Regions from separate parts of the Mus musculus genome. Here region 2 is linked to region 1. The links are chromatin loops, found by intact Hi-C in ENCODE. Cell type or tissue: heart. All regions are shown on one strand.

The links. A loop is a pair of places that touch in the nucleus more often than their neighbours do. Peaks named below come from ENCODE experiments on the same cell type or tissue, not always from the same donor. Only the 100,000 strongest peaks of a DNase experiment are listed, where the experiment ranks them.
Region 2: it touches region 1 in a loop (2.2-fold over the local background); 6 of 42 quality-filtered maps call a loop at or near these places.

Annotation. Positions count from the first base shown.
Region 1 is chr10:19,904,120-19,912,119 of GRCm38, forward strand. It overlaps Pex7 (peroxisomal biogenesis factor 7), which reads right to left and starts at 3,555. Exons shown (of 10, transcript NM_008822.2): 1 at 3,340-3,555; 2 at 1,726-1,783; 3 at 444-594. The coding sequence starts at 3,454. In heart, a CTCF peak has its summit at 7,646 (motif pointing right); DNase peaks (open chromatin) are centred at 3,292 and 3,552; H3K4me3 peaks cover 1,205 bases; H3K27ac peaks cover 956 bases; H3K27me3 peaks cover 569 bases.
Region 2 is chr10:19,587,125-19,595,124 of GRCm38, forward strand. Ifngr1 (interferon gamma receptor 1) reads left to right here and starts at 4,825. Exons shown (of 7, transcript NM_010511.3): 1 at 4,825-5,073. The coding sequence starts at 4,962. In heart, no CTCF peak of the experiment used is centred here; DNase peaks (open chromatin) are centred at 4,747, 7,327 and 7,537; H3K4me3 peaks cover 2,028 bases; H3K27ac peaks cover 1,628 bases.

The sequences.
Region 1 (8,000 bases):
CACACATACAAATTTACAAACACTAAATCTTTATTTTCTTTTAGTGAACTCAGCCTCCTAGTTGGTACTTGATGCCGCTGTTGGAATACATTGAGTCTTACTGAAGCCTGCAGACAATCGTGAGAGAGCCTGCGAACAGCCCGCCCACCCTCTCCTGAGGCACTGCGTGTAGGCGTGTTCATAGGGCATAAGGAAGGCTGAGGCCCTCTGGAGGGAAGGATGCCACCGTGCCTGCTAGAGGCACTGCTGTTGCCTAATGAGAAGCCTGACCTTTTCTTGTCTTGTCTTAGGCTAAGAAGTACTTTATGTTTGAATAACAGAATAATAAGTGACATCTACTATGAATAAGAAACATTAAAGCTTAACCTTGTCCCCTGAAAGCATTTCCCTGTGTTCATCCCAAAGAGATTTCAAACAAACAATAAGGGAAGCCATCATCATACCTCCTGCGTGTGCTCTTTATAGACTTGGAGAGGGCCTGTGGCTTTGGCAGTGTCCCAGAGCTGCAGTGAGCCATCACCACTACAGGTGACAAGGACATGCTCATTGTTTTCACTCCAGGTAACGTCAAACAAGCCGTCATTCCAGTCAAAGCTACGCCAGAAAAGAAAATACATGCACTGCAGATCACAAAATGATTAACATCTTAATTTTATAGTTACTGTTTTTTTCCTTGTTTTTCACATATTGTAACACACATTACCTCAGATGATCTTGAAAACTACAAGAGATAAATAGAGCAGGTACTCCACAGTGGCCTGGAAGCACAGCCCAGGAAGGGCAGGTAGATAGCTCCAAAGTTAAACTGAAAGGAGGTTTCCAAACACTCATATGAGGTATCCACCAAAGACATGCTGACATCACCTGCTTTTATTGTAGTGCACCTGTGACTCACAGCATGCACTTGTGAGACTTTCAAAATACGGAGACCAATCATTTCAAATACTCCCACAAATCTTTCTTCATCTGAGCTACGAGCAGGTAGTGGCTTTCTACAGAATCTCTTTCCTCTGCCTTTGACTAATCCTGATAGAAGTAGCGTGTGTCCATCACTCAACCTGGAAGACAGGTCCAGAGAGAAACACTGGGCAGTCCACAGGATGAGCGCTAGCTCTTGCTTAAGGAAACTAAATTACTAAGACGCTCACTGTTTTACGTTTTAAATGTATAATTTATAAGCAGACACTAGTAAGCTTGAGAACATGGCATAATCATAGTTAGCAAAAATAATTTCTATATGATGCCAATGTAAAAGTTTATTTTACATCATAAATTAAAAACCTATTAGTTCCAAATATTCAAAATGCAACTGCATTAAGACTTTGACAGAGGTTGACTGTATATGTACACTTAATAATTAGAGCCATTATAATGGTTTGAGGAGAATGGCCACCACAGGCTCTTAGGTTTGAATACTCAGTCCCTAGGTGATACAAGTATTTGGGAAGGATTTAGGAGATGTGGTATTGCTGGAAGAAGTGTGCCACTGGGGCCAGGCTCTGGGACTTCAAAAGACTTGCCCCATTCCCAGAGTGGATCTCTCTGCCTCCCATCTGTGGCTCAAGATGTGAGCTCTCAGCTGTTCCTGTAGCCATGACTTTGCTCCACCATTATAGACTCTGACCCTGACCCACTAAGATTATAAGCCTAAAGTAACTACTTTCTTTTGTAAGTTGCCTTAATCTTGATGCCTTATCACAGCACCAGAAATGTCAATCACTTTACCTTCTAAAAATCTGAAGTCCAGATTCATTTTGATCCAATACTAATAGAGTTCCACAGCCTAGAAGAAATACAAAACAAAACAAAGCCCTAAGTCATGTTGTTTAACCTCCTGGGAGTCATCTATGATGAAATCTTAAACATTGTGGACCAGCTTTAACTACCACAAATTTCCCATAAAATAACTGCAACCGTATATACAGAACAATTAAAAGTTACATAGTATGCTTCAGTCCTTAAATATCCAACTTACCATCTGGCCAGACTGGAATCGGAACACCAGTCTGGGGAAACGCATCAGAGTGCCAACTCACACCGGGCCTGGTGCTAGGCACGCAAACCTTTCAAGCTGGAGCTAATAACAGAAGACAAGGAAGGCTTGTGCTTACAAACCCCCAAGACTGTGGTTCTCCCCTGCTGATACACGCAGAACACACCAATCACAGCATTTTAAGACAGTATATGTGGAAATACCATATACTCGTTGGTCAGGTGTTGAAAACAACATTAACTTCAGTTATGTGCCAACAATCAATAATTTTTGCTGAAAGACTAATGTCTCTTTCTCTCCCCCATCTCACACTCCATTAACATCTGTTCAAAGGGAATCTGCACTTGAACTTTACAAGGTAAGATGACTAATTACTATGCTCACATGCACATTCAACTGTTCAAACTAGAGTCTTCACAGAATTTCGCTTTGAGTTTTTGTGATCAGTGAGGTGGGTAAAGTGTTAAAGATCTTCCACTTAAACGTAACTGATGAAGAAGAAAAAAAAAAGTCAACTGTCAGGTCAGAGACCCGACCCCTTCCATGTGCAGAGCCAGCTTCTAATCCCAGTACCCACTTGGCAGCTGACAACCATCAGTAATGGATCCAACACCCTCTTTGAATCTTCTCTTCTGACCTTAGCTGGCACCAGGCATGGTTCACAGACATACATACAAGCAAAAAACTCAGACACACACACAAAAAATCTCTAGAAAACAATTCCTAATTATACCAATTTCTTGTAAGAAACCTTTATAAAAGTCTAAAGTTTGATGGCCAAGAACTGTGAACCCAACCGTGAAAGCACTAAGCACTAATGGACAAACTATACGGAAACAAGTTTATTTACCACTACTTTTCAGAAATCGTATTTTTTTCCTGCAGTAAACAAGTATTACAGATCACTGACATTATGCAATGGTTTGCCATACACTGCTCCTGTGCATAAACAGCAGATGGGGTATAAGTTAAAATAAATGGCTTGAGCACTTAGACATCTCTGCACATTTATCCACTTCCCCTAGAACAACTAAAAGCGAGCACAGAATTTTCTAGTTTTTTTTTTTTTCTTTTTCAAGAAAGGGCCAGCGTCTCCCTAAGTCTCTGTTGAGGATGGCTTTGAACTGGTGGCTCTGTTGACTCCACCTTGCAAGTACTGACAAGTGCATCCTTCTTACAGAAGGGAAAGGACTAGCTGTAGACTTCCCCTGGGCTCCAATGCCAACTCCGCAGAAAGGGGGACCTAGGAGGGAGGGCCGAGCTCTGTCGCCCCCTGGCGGTGGCGGCGGCACCGCGCGCTCAGCGGCGCGTCCTACGCCCGCCCCGGAGGCGCGGCCCGCGCTCACCCGCGATGCCGTAGTGCTGCGCCGCGGCACAGGCCAGGCGGCCCGGCAGGTACGGAGAGAACTCGGCCGCATAGCCGTGGCGGCCGGGCACCCGCAGCGTCCGCGCCGCGCTCATTCCGCTCGCCCGCCGTCACTCGGCCTCCCGGCCCGAGCGCGGAAACAGTCTCGAGGTAGAAGTGCCCCACTGCGGCTCACTGAAAGTCCAGGAAGGCCGGGCGGAAGTGACGACGCCGACGCCCGGAATCCTAGATTTTGATTGGGCTACATAGAAAAGGGAACTGACGCCGCGAGGACCATTTTTCTTTTGGGCAAAAATCCAATGATTTGCTCTAACTAAAATCAACTGGTCTTTCAGAGATTATTCTAGACCTAAAAGAGAAGATACTCGCTAGGAGTCACTTCAGACAGTTGTTCACGTTTAATTGCAACCTCCATGTTTTTTTTTTAAATAAAAACCTTGTGTTTTTATTAATTGCTTGAACTTTAAAACTTTGCTATTCTGACATTTTCCTGATGGTTACGAAATAAAAGCCACAACAAACTCGGAAAGCAGTTAGTGAGTCCAAGGGCAACGAATGGAGTACTAGGTTGCCCAAGGTAATTTGAATCCAGACAACAATGAAGTTAAAGGATAGGACTATTATCATGTGCAATTTGCGGTCTATAGGTTTTATGTAGTTAGTTGCACTATGCAGATATATTCCAGTAATTAAGGAAGACTTGGGCTCATTAATTTCTTCATTCAAATGTTTGCCAAGCATATGCAATGTGGTAGATGAATGTGCAGTTTGCCAAACCAAACACTGAAGAGTGAAAGAGACTTGTTAATCATTAAACCAGTCAACCTGCACAGACCAAGTCATGTACCAAGCTTGGTGCTAGACTTTTGCATTCAAAAGACCCACTGGGATACGTGGTTGAGCTCAAGAGATTACAAGACTTGAAAGCTGTCAAGTGTAATCAAAATGCTATTGATGCTGTGATGAATATACACAGATGTTTTTAGGGTAGGGTGTCAGGGAACATTTTAGAAAGGAGATAATCTAGGGTGAATTCATACAAATGACTTTCTCTAACTAAAAAGTTGGAAGCCATTGTGGGATCAGGAGAAGGGTGAAGAACCCAGGAAACCTAAAACCGCAAGGGATGGTAGCTGCCAGGACTCAGTCTAGCCTGATAGAGAAAGAGCACTTTGGGTAGATTCCACCTGGTGAGAGAAAATCAAATGCTCCAACATGAACTCTTGTATTGTACCCCATGCCCAAGGAACTGTGCTGCAGCTTAAATAATAGAGATCTGTGCAAGTTTTCAGATATGGATCATTTAGTGAGTTATCATTCCCAAGCAACAGTAACTGGAGGCTAGAGATTGGCAATGGAGTACAGTTAGAGACTTTAGCAACAACTCAAGCAGAAGATGCTATAGTTGGGTAATAGTGTTTTGTTGAGAATTATGGAAAGGTGTGGAGAGGGTACGCTTAAGGGTCAAATGAAGACAAAAAGCTTAAATGGTTTCCAACTCTTAGTATAGTACTTATCTAGACACAGGAATTGTTTATTGAAATAAGGACAATGGAGCATTAATAAACTCCAGTTCTGCATGTTGACTGTGTACTGTGTGCAGTACTTGAATACAGCACAATGGAGTCCAGCCAAGCCTTCTTACTTGCATGTAGATAATATTTAAACCACGGAAATTATTTTTATTTAGCAAGAGAATGGAATGAGAGAAGACAGATAAAGGCAGATTTGGGGCAAACAGCCACATGGAAAGCTGGCAGTGGAGAAGCTATGGAAGGGAGAGAGATCCACAAGATGGGGACTGTAGACTCATTTATTACTTGGGGCTGGAGAGATGGCTCAGTGGGTAAGAGCAATGACTGTTCTTCCAGAGGCCCTGAGTTCAATTCCCAGCAACCACATGGTGGCTCACAACCATCTGTAATGAGGACTGATGCACTCTTCTGGTGTGTCTGAACACAGGGACAGTGTACTCACATATGTTCACATCACATAAAATAAATGTCTCTTAAAAAAATACTGCTCAAGCCAGGCATGGTAAATGAATGCCTTTAAACCCAGAATTTCGGAGACAGAGGCAGGTAGATCTCTGAGTTTGAAGCCAGCCTAGTCTACAGAGTGGCTGTCCTGGGGACAACCAGGGCTACAGAGAGAAACCCTGTCTCCAAAAACAAAACAACAAACAAACAAGAAGTATTTTTCAAGCTTGGAAGATTTGCACACTATTTTCAGATGTAGATTTAAATGCTTAGAAATTAGATTTGCATCAGGCAATGACACAACAGAGTTCTTATGGCTATGTAAGTATCTGTTTAGGGGCCTGGTATCTCTGTCCATAGCAGTACTAAATGCAGACTGGACAAAATATGGAAATTATTCCAATAACAGCAGATAACCTATGCAAATATTCTACCATTCAACTAGCTATAGCCCTGTGAAACTTTACAAGGGTGGAAGACAGGAGGATCACTGGTATTTAACTGGTCACCAGTCTAGCTCTGGGTAGCAGGGGAATAAGGTGGAGAGTGATAGAGAAGGGACATCTGATAGTCTTCTCTGGCCTCAGTGTGTACACCAAGATGGCTACCTGCACACAAATGCACATAAAGCACACACACACACACACACACACACACACACACACACACGCTACTCTGAGTGATTCTCATACGCTAACTACAGTACAAAGAATAAAAGCACATTTAGAGTAAAGTGTTCAGCTTTGTCAGGAACTTAGAAAATGGAAGCAGACACTGGACCTGTTAAAGGGATGGTATGCCCCAAAGCAATCCAGGATTCTGTGTCGGGAAGGCAGAGGGAGCATGCCCTCACACACACTAGGCAAACACACTACCAAGAGCTACAACCCAAGTCTCAGACTGAGTTTGCTAAGATAGTACATGCAGGGTATCACTTGGGCAATGGAAGGCCTGGGAATGATATGATATCTTCCTTCTGGAACCAGAAGATACCACCAGACCTGAATTCCTCACATGGCTCATTTTTAGTTATTGCCAGCTTTACTGCTTTAAGTTGAAATTTGAATTCCAGTGATATTTCATTTGTATTAGGCAATGAGTATGCTACATGTAATACTTGAGTTACCTTGGAAGTTTACAAGCATGGGAGGTATCTGCATGCCTGTTTGTTCCAGGAGCTTTACACTCAGGTAAACCTGAGGTCCAGTGCATGTGGTATCATTTCAATTACACTACCTGTGTGCTGTTATCAAGGGTGACACAAGATGGCTTACAAAATCCTGAATCGGTGTCAACATGAAGACCTCTGTTGCTCATGTTTGCAGACACTCGAAAGTTCAATTCCAAATTAAACTACTATTCTGATTAGATAAAGAGCAATTTGAGCTCATGAGTAAAAGAGCAACTGGCCCCTACTTTTCAAAAACAGAACAATTTTGTTTTGTTTTATTCTCTCTGCATATCCCTGGCTGTCCTGGAATGCTCTCTGTAGATCAGGTTGGCCTCAAACTCACAGAGAACCACCTGCCTCTGCCTCCAGAGTGCTGGGATTAAAAGCATGCATGGACATTGCTCAGCCGAGAACAATTTTTTTTTTAAAGAAAGTATGATGCATTAAAAAGTAACTCTGTTGGCAATGTTAAGTTAACTGAAAAGTTAGAGTCATGCAGACATATACTGTATGCCAACTTCTCTCGAGACTGGTATTCCTCTCTGTTAGCTTTCAGAGAAAAAACATTCAAGAACCTTAAAAATGAAATTAATTTCCTTTCTCCATCTCCCTAAGACAATTTGCCCCCAGATTTCGTCTGACCGGCTTCACTGTTGCTGGTTTGCTTTGAAGCTGACCCCAACCCAGGAATGGTCTTACCTTCCTGTCTCACAAGGAAACTCTGTCCTCTTAAGCTTCTCCATGAATCTGAACGCTTCCAGAAATTCCAACCAACTATAAAATCGAATTTCTGATTTTTTAAAAAGAATTCATCATAAGTCTATGAGAATTAAAATTGCTTTTCTTATTTTTCCTTTTTTTCAAGCCATAGATCGTCTCCTCTTTGTAGCAAATTTGATGAATAAAAATGTTTGTAAGATGACCAATATTAAGACAGCTTTATAGTGGAGAAAGCATGGCTGAGTAGCAGAAGACTCTGTGTTTTGAAAAAAGGCACTTGGACATTTGGGGTTGTGTTCTATTAAATGAGCATAGTGGGTCTAATCTTTTTTAAAAAATCTTTTTATTATAACTTTAAGGCTTCTTATAAGGAAAATCCACCATACTTGGAAGATATTTCTATTCAAACTAAGTCCAGCAGAGGGTAGCCAAGCTTTAGCCTGTGTTTCCGTCATGGCAGGGTAACATTTCCTGTCAGTGGAGGACCTGTCAGGGAATCTTAGTTAACAAAGCAAATGGTTGAAAAGTGTGCTCCCTGAGAGCTATAAAGCAATGTCCCCCAAAGTTAAAACTATCTTGACCTAAATTCATTTTCTTTTTAAAAATAGTATTTTTTAGATATTCATCCAAATATCAAGGATATATATTTTTATATAAATTTTTAAGAAAAAAATGCACATACATGGTAAATAAATATCTGGACAGTAAATAATGAGAAGTCTTTTCATGCCAGATCCTTTAAATTTGGGTTCTAATTTTCAAAAAAAAAAA
Region 2 (8,000 bases), 320 kb before region 1:
CTCACACTGAACCTTGAGCTCATGGGTTTGGCTAAACGGACTAGCCAAAGAGCTTCAAAGATCTGCCTTTCTCCTTCCCCAGCCCACCCCAGCGCTGGTGCTCAAGAGTTGCCTTGCTGCACCTGGCTTTTTATGTGAATTCTGCAGATCTGAATCCAGCCTTCATGTTTGTGAAGCTGGAACTAGGTCCCCAGTTGCATGAACTTCCATTCTTAGCTGTTGATTTTTTTTTCTTCTCAAACCTGTGAGATTTCGTTGTGTTGGGATTTCATCTTTCTACTGCCTCGTAGACATCACTGTCTGCACATTCAAAGCAGGAAGTTAGAAAAGGGTGCAGACAGGCACGCTTTCTTGTTGCATCTGCTCTTTTAGACAGCTCTCTAGCTGTGCACATGCAAATTTTGGCCAAAACAAGGTCATATTACTATGCTTAGTTACACCTAAGGTTGGAAAAGCAGTATTGAGTTTTTACAGATGCAATAGCAAGAAATCTGTGAGATAGGAGATTGGGAAGAAACTCTTTAAAGTGAATTAATGGGGGCATGCCTCACATATGCCAGGAGGCACTCAGCAACTCTCCCCGTAGTCCTCTAAAAGAAATTGTAGGTTAGGTGTCTAGTCTCCAAGAAACCCAGGACAAGCCACACACAGTACCCAGTACTTCTAACCCCACCCCTGACCTAAACCTCTCTAGCCCAAACGCTGGACTTCACTTCCCTCTCCCCAGCTTCTCTTTTCTATATAAAACAGCCATGTTGGCCATGTGCTCTCTTGGTCTTCTCTTGGCTCTTCTCTCTCGCTTGGCCTCTTGGCTCCTGGCTAGCTTCCCTCTTGGCCTTTTGGATTCTTGATCTCTTGTTCTGGGTCTCCTCTCTTCATCTGCTTGCCCTCTCCTCTCCCTCTTCTCCTCTGCTCTCACTTTGCCCGTCTCTTCTCTCATGGCCTGATTCAGTCTAGACCCTGCCAGGTGCCTCTTGCTGATCTCTTCCTCATGTCTACACTAAAACCCTTCTCCTGTTATACACAGGAGCCATCATGTCCTGGTTTTTCATTCAGTGTGGCTTTCCTGTCTCACAGATAACTGACTGTGAGGTGGGGGCTAATGTGACACAATCACACATCAGCATGGCAGATGAGAGGGGTATGCAAGGCAAAAACAAATAATGCGTTTCTTAGTGTCAGTCTGATATGTAAACACTCGGAATCCCCTTCGATGACCTGGTTATATTATAGCCAACCATAAATTAAATTTTATATTCTTTCACCTATATCTCTCTATAAGCTTGGGTTTTTTTCTTCTTTTGTTTATTTGCTAAAGACTAATGGGTTGCTAGACACTTGTCTATGGGGTAGGAGATGTGCCAGTGAGGGAAACAGTTGTTCTTCCAGGAGTAAAATTAGACAACTGAAAGAATGTGTGTGTTACACATTTATTCACATATGAACTTCTTAAATCTCATATTAAGTCCCCTTTTGTGCTCCTACAACCCTGCTGCATTCTTTGGTAATTACAATCACAATTTCAATAATTATCTGTGGAGATCATGTCCCCTTATAAATATACATTTTGCAAAAAAACATAATGTATATATAAAACATGTGCCTTGAGTATATATAATTTATAGTGAGCTCTCTAGATAAACACTATGGCAAAGAAAAAAGTTAGATATGGGTCTGTGTGGAGACAGAGGCCTGGAGAGTCATGTGGGGTAAAGGGTATTGTCTATAATCTATAGATTGATGGGGAGAATACAGAACTCTGTGCTGTAGCTACAGACGCTCAAGCGTCTGCTTTACAGGGGAAGGAAATGCCTAAATACAGTGTGTGCTACTCATTGTTGTAGCTCGGCCATGCTCGCTCGCTCACTCGCTCTTTCTTCCTTCCTTTCTTTCTTTCTTTCTTTCTTTCTTTCTTTCTTTCTTTCTTTCTTCTTTCTTTCTTTCTTATTTTTTTTCATGCTCTGTTTCTAAGCTTGTAATTTTTTTTATTTAGCCGTATTGATTTCCTCTAAGCCATGTTGAGTGTGGCCTTCAGACTGTATCTCTAATCCTGAGCAGCAACTCCACATATATTTTAGCTTTATATTTTCCACCCTCATCCCAGATTTTTTTTTCTTTAATTTAAAATCCATCCTGAGAGTACAGTGGGCACAAGCACATACTTGGAGAATCTCCACTGGTCTGGCTTTAGAAGACAAAGCACTGATCATTCATTCTCTTCTGTATTGGCTTTACAAAATTTCTATCATTGGATTTTTAAAATATATAGATTTTATTTATTTTCCTTCTAATTTTATTAGCCTATAGAACCTATTCCTTCCCCCTTAATCTCCTAATTAGTCTGATTAGCAGGCTACAATATTGTAGATCTCTTGGACTGCAGATATAGCCTGGTTGGTAAAGTACTTAGGAAGCATGCGCACAGCTCTGGGATTGCTCCCCAACACTGAGGAACCTGGTGCCGCAAGCATGCCTGTAATCTTAGCATTTGGGGGTGGAGACAAGACTAGCCAAAGCTCAAGGTCATCCCTGGCTATATAGTGAGTGTGAAGCCAGACAGACTGGCATACAAGAGCTCCTAACTCAACAAATAAAACCACCGAACGAACGCCGTTTATTCCTCCATTAAAATCTAGACTAAGCCAATCCTGCCCCACCCCCCACACGCACACGCATGCACGCACGCACGTCTGATACTGTAATCTCATTGTTCATCTTGAGAACTGGCACAACATCGATACTGCCCTTACAGTGCCTCTTCCTCAGTGGATACAAGGTCCATGGGGGCAGGTGCTGTGTCTGCCTCCCTCGGGGCAATATTTTACTGCATAGCTATATCTTGGGTATCCACAGAAGCACTCGGAAACACTTAACTCCCAAGCATCCTCTGCCTCCAGAGGACTATGGCAGTGCCTTGGAAGGAAGGATGCTCTGCAGGTGATATCTGAAGCTTTGTCCAGATCCTTCCTCAGAAATGGAAGGTTCAGTGCCATTCCCTCCCAGCCAGCAGGAGCGCAGCTAGTAATCAGCCTCAGCTGCCAGTCTTCTAGTGGGAGATGCTAAAGGCATGGAAGCCACAAATCATGTCCTGTTCTGGCTTGTATTCAGTGCTGGGAAGTTGCCGCTTCACTTCCTATACCCATGGAGGACACTCTACAAAGCCATCCCCACTTTGGAGCAATGTGTGAGGTTGACATGTCTTCACAATCAGATCTAGCTACCTCTCTTTTATCCCAGAGGTTTATCCCAGAGGTTTATCCCAGCAGCACTTCTCAAGGACTGTTTCCATCACTTCATAATCTGCTTCCTGGTAAGCCAGCCTGGGGCACATGGAGTCTCAACTACAACAAAATCTGCAAGCCGCATGGTGCGGTCTCTCCTACTCTATATTCCTAAACAGCAAAGTACAGTAATTTATCCTTGTGCCATACAATGACCAGAAATGCCTTTCTTGAGGTGCATATCAGATGCACACCCAAACTCTTATTCCAAGTACTCACATCTGTAGCACCAAGGGTGAGACATTTGCTGTGTACCTTTTTCAGAAATGCAGAAAACTGAAGTCTAACCTGAATCATATGTACTGAATCTGAACCTGCACAAGGTCACCAAGATTTATCCTGACGTCAAAGTCTGAGAAATGCTGGGCTATTAGCATAATTAATTCGTTAATTAATCAAGACAAATAACAAGCCTTAGCTGGTAACTCCAAGTCTGCAGAATGTCTTCATAACATTTTGCTTGGAAGACTCAGAGAATGTCATGCCAGTATCTCTCTCTACGGTATAGAGCTTGCATTCTAGGAAGCAGAGAAAATCAAATCAATATGCATATTGTAGGAGGGGGTGCAAATGTGTTATTAAAAATAAAGTGGAGTAAAGAGAAGGGGAGAGTGGGTTGCATTCAAATTCCTTGCAGACATGGTGATAAAAGAGAGCTGAGGCGAGTGAGGCAGCACAAGAGTGTTGTCTATAGTAAGTGCAAGGTCACTAAAGTGAATTTAGGGGAATGAGAGAGATTTAAACTAACCGGTGCGGTCAGAGAGGCAAGAGGGACGATCTCTTGATGAAAGACTACTTAGTGATCCGCCCTTTGACATTTCATCATTAAAATGGGCATGTGCTTTTTGTGGTGGTAGTTTGTTTTTGCTAAGAATAAAGTGCTAGCCAAGCACATTGGATTTGCGTTGTGGGAGTCTGAACAAACTGTCTTGAAAACCAGAAGTTTAAGTTCCGCGGACAAAACTGGTGGGAACTGGAGAAGGATTTTTGTAACTTCTCTAACACCTCAGGCTCCAACACGCCTCATGCTGAGGGATGAGATAAGCATGGTGTCTGGTTGTGGACTGAGGCAAAAATCTCCAACCCCAGGTTACTACATAACCAGAATGAGGAACTGAGGAAGGTAGTGTCAGGCTGAAGAAGGTAAGGTTCCGGTCAGAGTTTCAAACGTATCCACAGTCCAGGTCCTGAATACAGAGAAGAGCCCACAGTTTCAAACCTCAGGCTAGTCCACCCCTTCTCCAACTTAGTGAAACTTCTCCGCCCACGCAGCGCACTGCCTGGCTCCCCAGTCCAGACCTCGCCTATAACCATGTCCTAGTCCACTTTAGACCCGCCAAGACACGCCTCCTTGTATAGACCCCGCCTCACATCCCACCTCTACTCCCAACCTCCAATCAACTCTAAGAGATTGCGTATTGGTCCCGCCTCTCTGGCTAGACCCCCGCCCTGAGTCCGCCCCTGAAGAGCTGCCTTTTAACCCTTTGCCCCGTGAGGCTCCGCCTCCCACTTAAGCCACGCCCCTCAGTCCCAGGCTGGTCTCTCAAGCTTTGGTTTTGGCCCCACCCAGCTCCCCGGCAGGCCGCTTGCGGACTTGGCGACTAGTCTGCGGCGGACGTGACGCCAAGGCCAGGCCACGGGCAGCGCGGGTCCCCTGTCAGAGGTGTCCCTCGCGCAGGAATGGGCCCGCAGGCGGCAGCTGGCAGGATGATTCTGCTGGTGGTCCTGATGCTGTCTGCGAAGGTCGGGAGTGGAGCTTTGACGAGCACTGAGGATCCTGAGCCTCCCTCGGGTAATCTCTCCGAGCCGCTGCGGGCTGGGGCGGGAGGCCAGGCCGGAGGCGCCGGGCTGGGAAGTCCCTGCGTTCCTGCTGCGCCGCCCTGGGCAAGGCAGCCCCAAGGGGCCCCGGGGGCTCCGCGGTTTACACGCCGCTTTCGCCTCTTCTTTGCCGACACAACACAAATCTGTGGTCTGTTTTACAGTTAGTTTCCACGGCAGCGTTTGGCATTGTGTGTATGACTTACAGACTTTATTTTCAATCTGTAGTCGGAATCCTCTGAAGGAAAAGGGGTGCCAACGGATACTAAGAGATTCTGATTTGTTTGTTAGTCTGGCGTTTAAGTGTTGAGATGCAAGGGTTCTTCTCGTAGCTTAAATCCTCAGAGCCTTTGATTTCAAATGATTATATATTCCCAGGACATATATGCTGGGAATAGTTCCTCTTTATGATTAGAGCTCTAGAGACAGCAATAAAACTTTTCATGCCCTTCCAGTCCCTAATCGTAAGTATCTGAGAAGTTCCCAATCTCCAGCTGCTGGAAGGCATGGGGAGACCTCTTTAACTCTCAGGCGAGTTCCAGCTCTGAACCCCTCCTATGGTTTCCAGGAGCTTCAGTTAGGCGTGCAGATTCCAATCCTGCCTTGACCTGATTTTCACAGTAGCTAGGATGTAACCACCTAGATGTCAGATGAAGGAAATGAGGTGCATGTTCAAACTGAAGTTCCACTGAGCTATAGAGAAAAATGAAATCATAATTGCAGAACAGTGGAATCAGAAAAAGTGTTAGTTGTGTTACACAGCCAGATTAAAAAAGACAATTACCATGTTTTCTTATGATAAATCAACCCCAGAGAAGTGTGTGTAGGAAATCATGAGAGGGGAGGAAGAGATCTTGAGGAAGAAGAGTTTAAAACAAGCAAAAGCAGGGTAATAAAACTCATGGGACATTAATGTAGAAGAGAGGACTCTTGGGGGAGGCAGGTGACCAGAAACAGAGAGCCAGGAGCAACTAAGGAATGAATCAGAAGCAATAATGGTATGTATGCAATATGTATGAAAATGTCTTATTAAAATCTTGTGCTTTCATAATTTAAAATTTTAAATTAAATATAGGATGCATGTATGGAAAAAAATTAAGCAAACAAATCCTTAGACATCCCTTAGGATAGACATGGTACCAAGGGCTAGGTAGATGAATTATAGTTATGACTTACTGAATGCTGGGCACTGTCTATTTTCACATAACAGATCTATTTCTACAGTCACCTCTACTAAAAGTGCCACCGGTATCTGCATCCATGGTGAGGCACACGGGGCTGCCCAAGTGGTAGGAGCCACTTACTAGGTGGTAGAGTACAAATTCTTAACCATCCCACTGCCAGCAATTACCAGGGGGAGTCGCCTGTCCCTGTTGTCCATTGAAGTACACTGTGATCAGAGATTGAATTTACTTTCAGGCTGCTGGAAATCAAGACTGGGTACCTAACCTCATTCAGGGGACTCTGGGAAGACTTTTTCAGAGAGATGTAGCTTAGAACCAGAGGCTTAGAGAGAATGTGCTTGCAGGGATATGAAGTGGTATGTTCAACTAGTGGGAGAGTTTTAACAGACTGTGTGGCAGGAGAGAAATAGGAAACCACTGGAATTCTTGTTGTGTATTAATATCAAGGAATGGAAATGGGGCTTTAATTGGCTTAACCCAAAACAGAAGGTTATTGGTTCAGAGAATGAGATACCAGCTTGGCTTCGGGAAGTTGGAACACAAGAAAGCTACCACTGATGAGCAGTGGTTGTGCACACCTTTAATACCAGCACTTAGGAGGCAGGGGTGGTGGATCTCTGAGTTCGAGGCCAGCCTGGCCTACAGAGTGAGTCCCAGGACAGCCAGGGCTTCACAGGGAAACCCCATCTCAAACAAACAAACAAAACTGAAGAAGAAAGGAGGAGGAAGGAGGAAGAGGAAGAGGAGGAGAGAAGGAAGAGGAGGAGGAAGAGGAGGCAGCAGCTACCATGTACCATTTTTTATTTCTAGTTGTCCTGGTTATTGACAGATTCCCTATTTGGCAGGAATGGTGTGTGCTGGTAGCCTTTGGGTTTTAAAATCTTGCAACTTCTTCTGTCACAACAAAAACCCCAGAGGAAGGCTCATTTCCCTAGCTTGGTTGGGTGCCAACCAAGTGGGAAGGACATTGTTGAAAGGTGTGGTGTGGAGGAATTCTCAGAAGGAGAAGCACACTGTTCCTGAACAAAGTTCAGGGCCCAAGCCAGGAATCTAATGTGCCCAGCATGGTTGGTGTCGCTGAGTGGTGTGCAAGGTTAGAGAATGCTAGTTAGAAGTGCCAGGCATCATCATATTGAGTAGTTTAAGGGAGAGAGTCCATTAGGGAGCTCAAGTGTCAGGAGATGCCATGAGGAGTGGCTGTGTAATGGAGGAGAGGGGAAAGCTTGCAGGAATATTGAGGAGGTGGGGTCAGTTGGACTCTGACTGGGTGTGGGTGGAGAGAGGAACACAGCTGCCTGGCCCAGGGCAGAGCCTTAAACCTAGTGCCAGGTACTTCCCTCTACTTTAGATCCTCCTCTGTGTGACCTCATAGTTTGCACCCGCTATGGTAACACCTATGCCCTTCTGTGTTGTACCCCAGCACTTTATAATGCATTTCCTTAGATTTTTGTCGTGTTCCCTCTGCTGTTTTTATTTGTTTGTGTATTCTGTCTTGAAGTGGAATCTCATATGTAGCCCAAACTTGCTTCAAGCTGAGCTCCCTGGTGCAGCTCCCTGAGTGCTGGGATTATTATAGCCCCAGGCCAGAACACCAATTCCTTTTGCTTAAAGTGAAGATTAAAGTGTAAACTTCTGATTCACAGTCTCTACAGATTTTGAAAGATGACATTTTGATTCTAAAACAAACAACATCAACAAAACCTCTTAGAGATTGAAA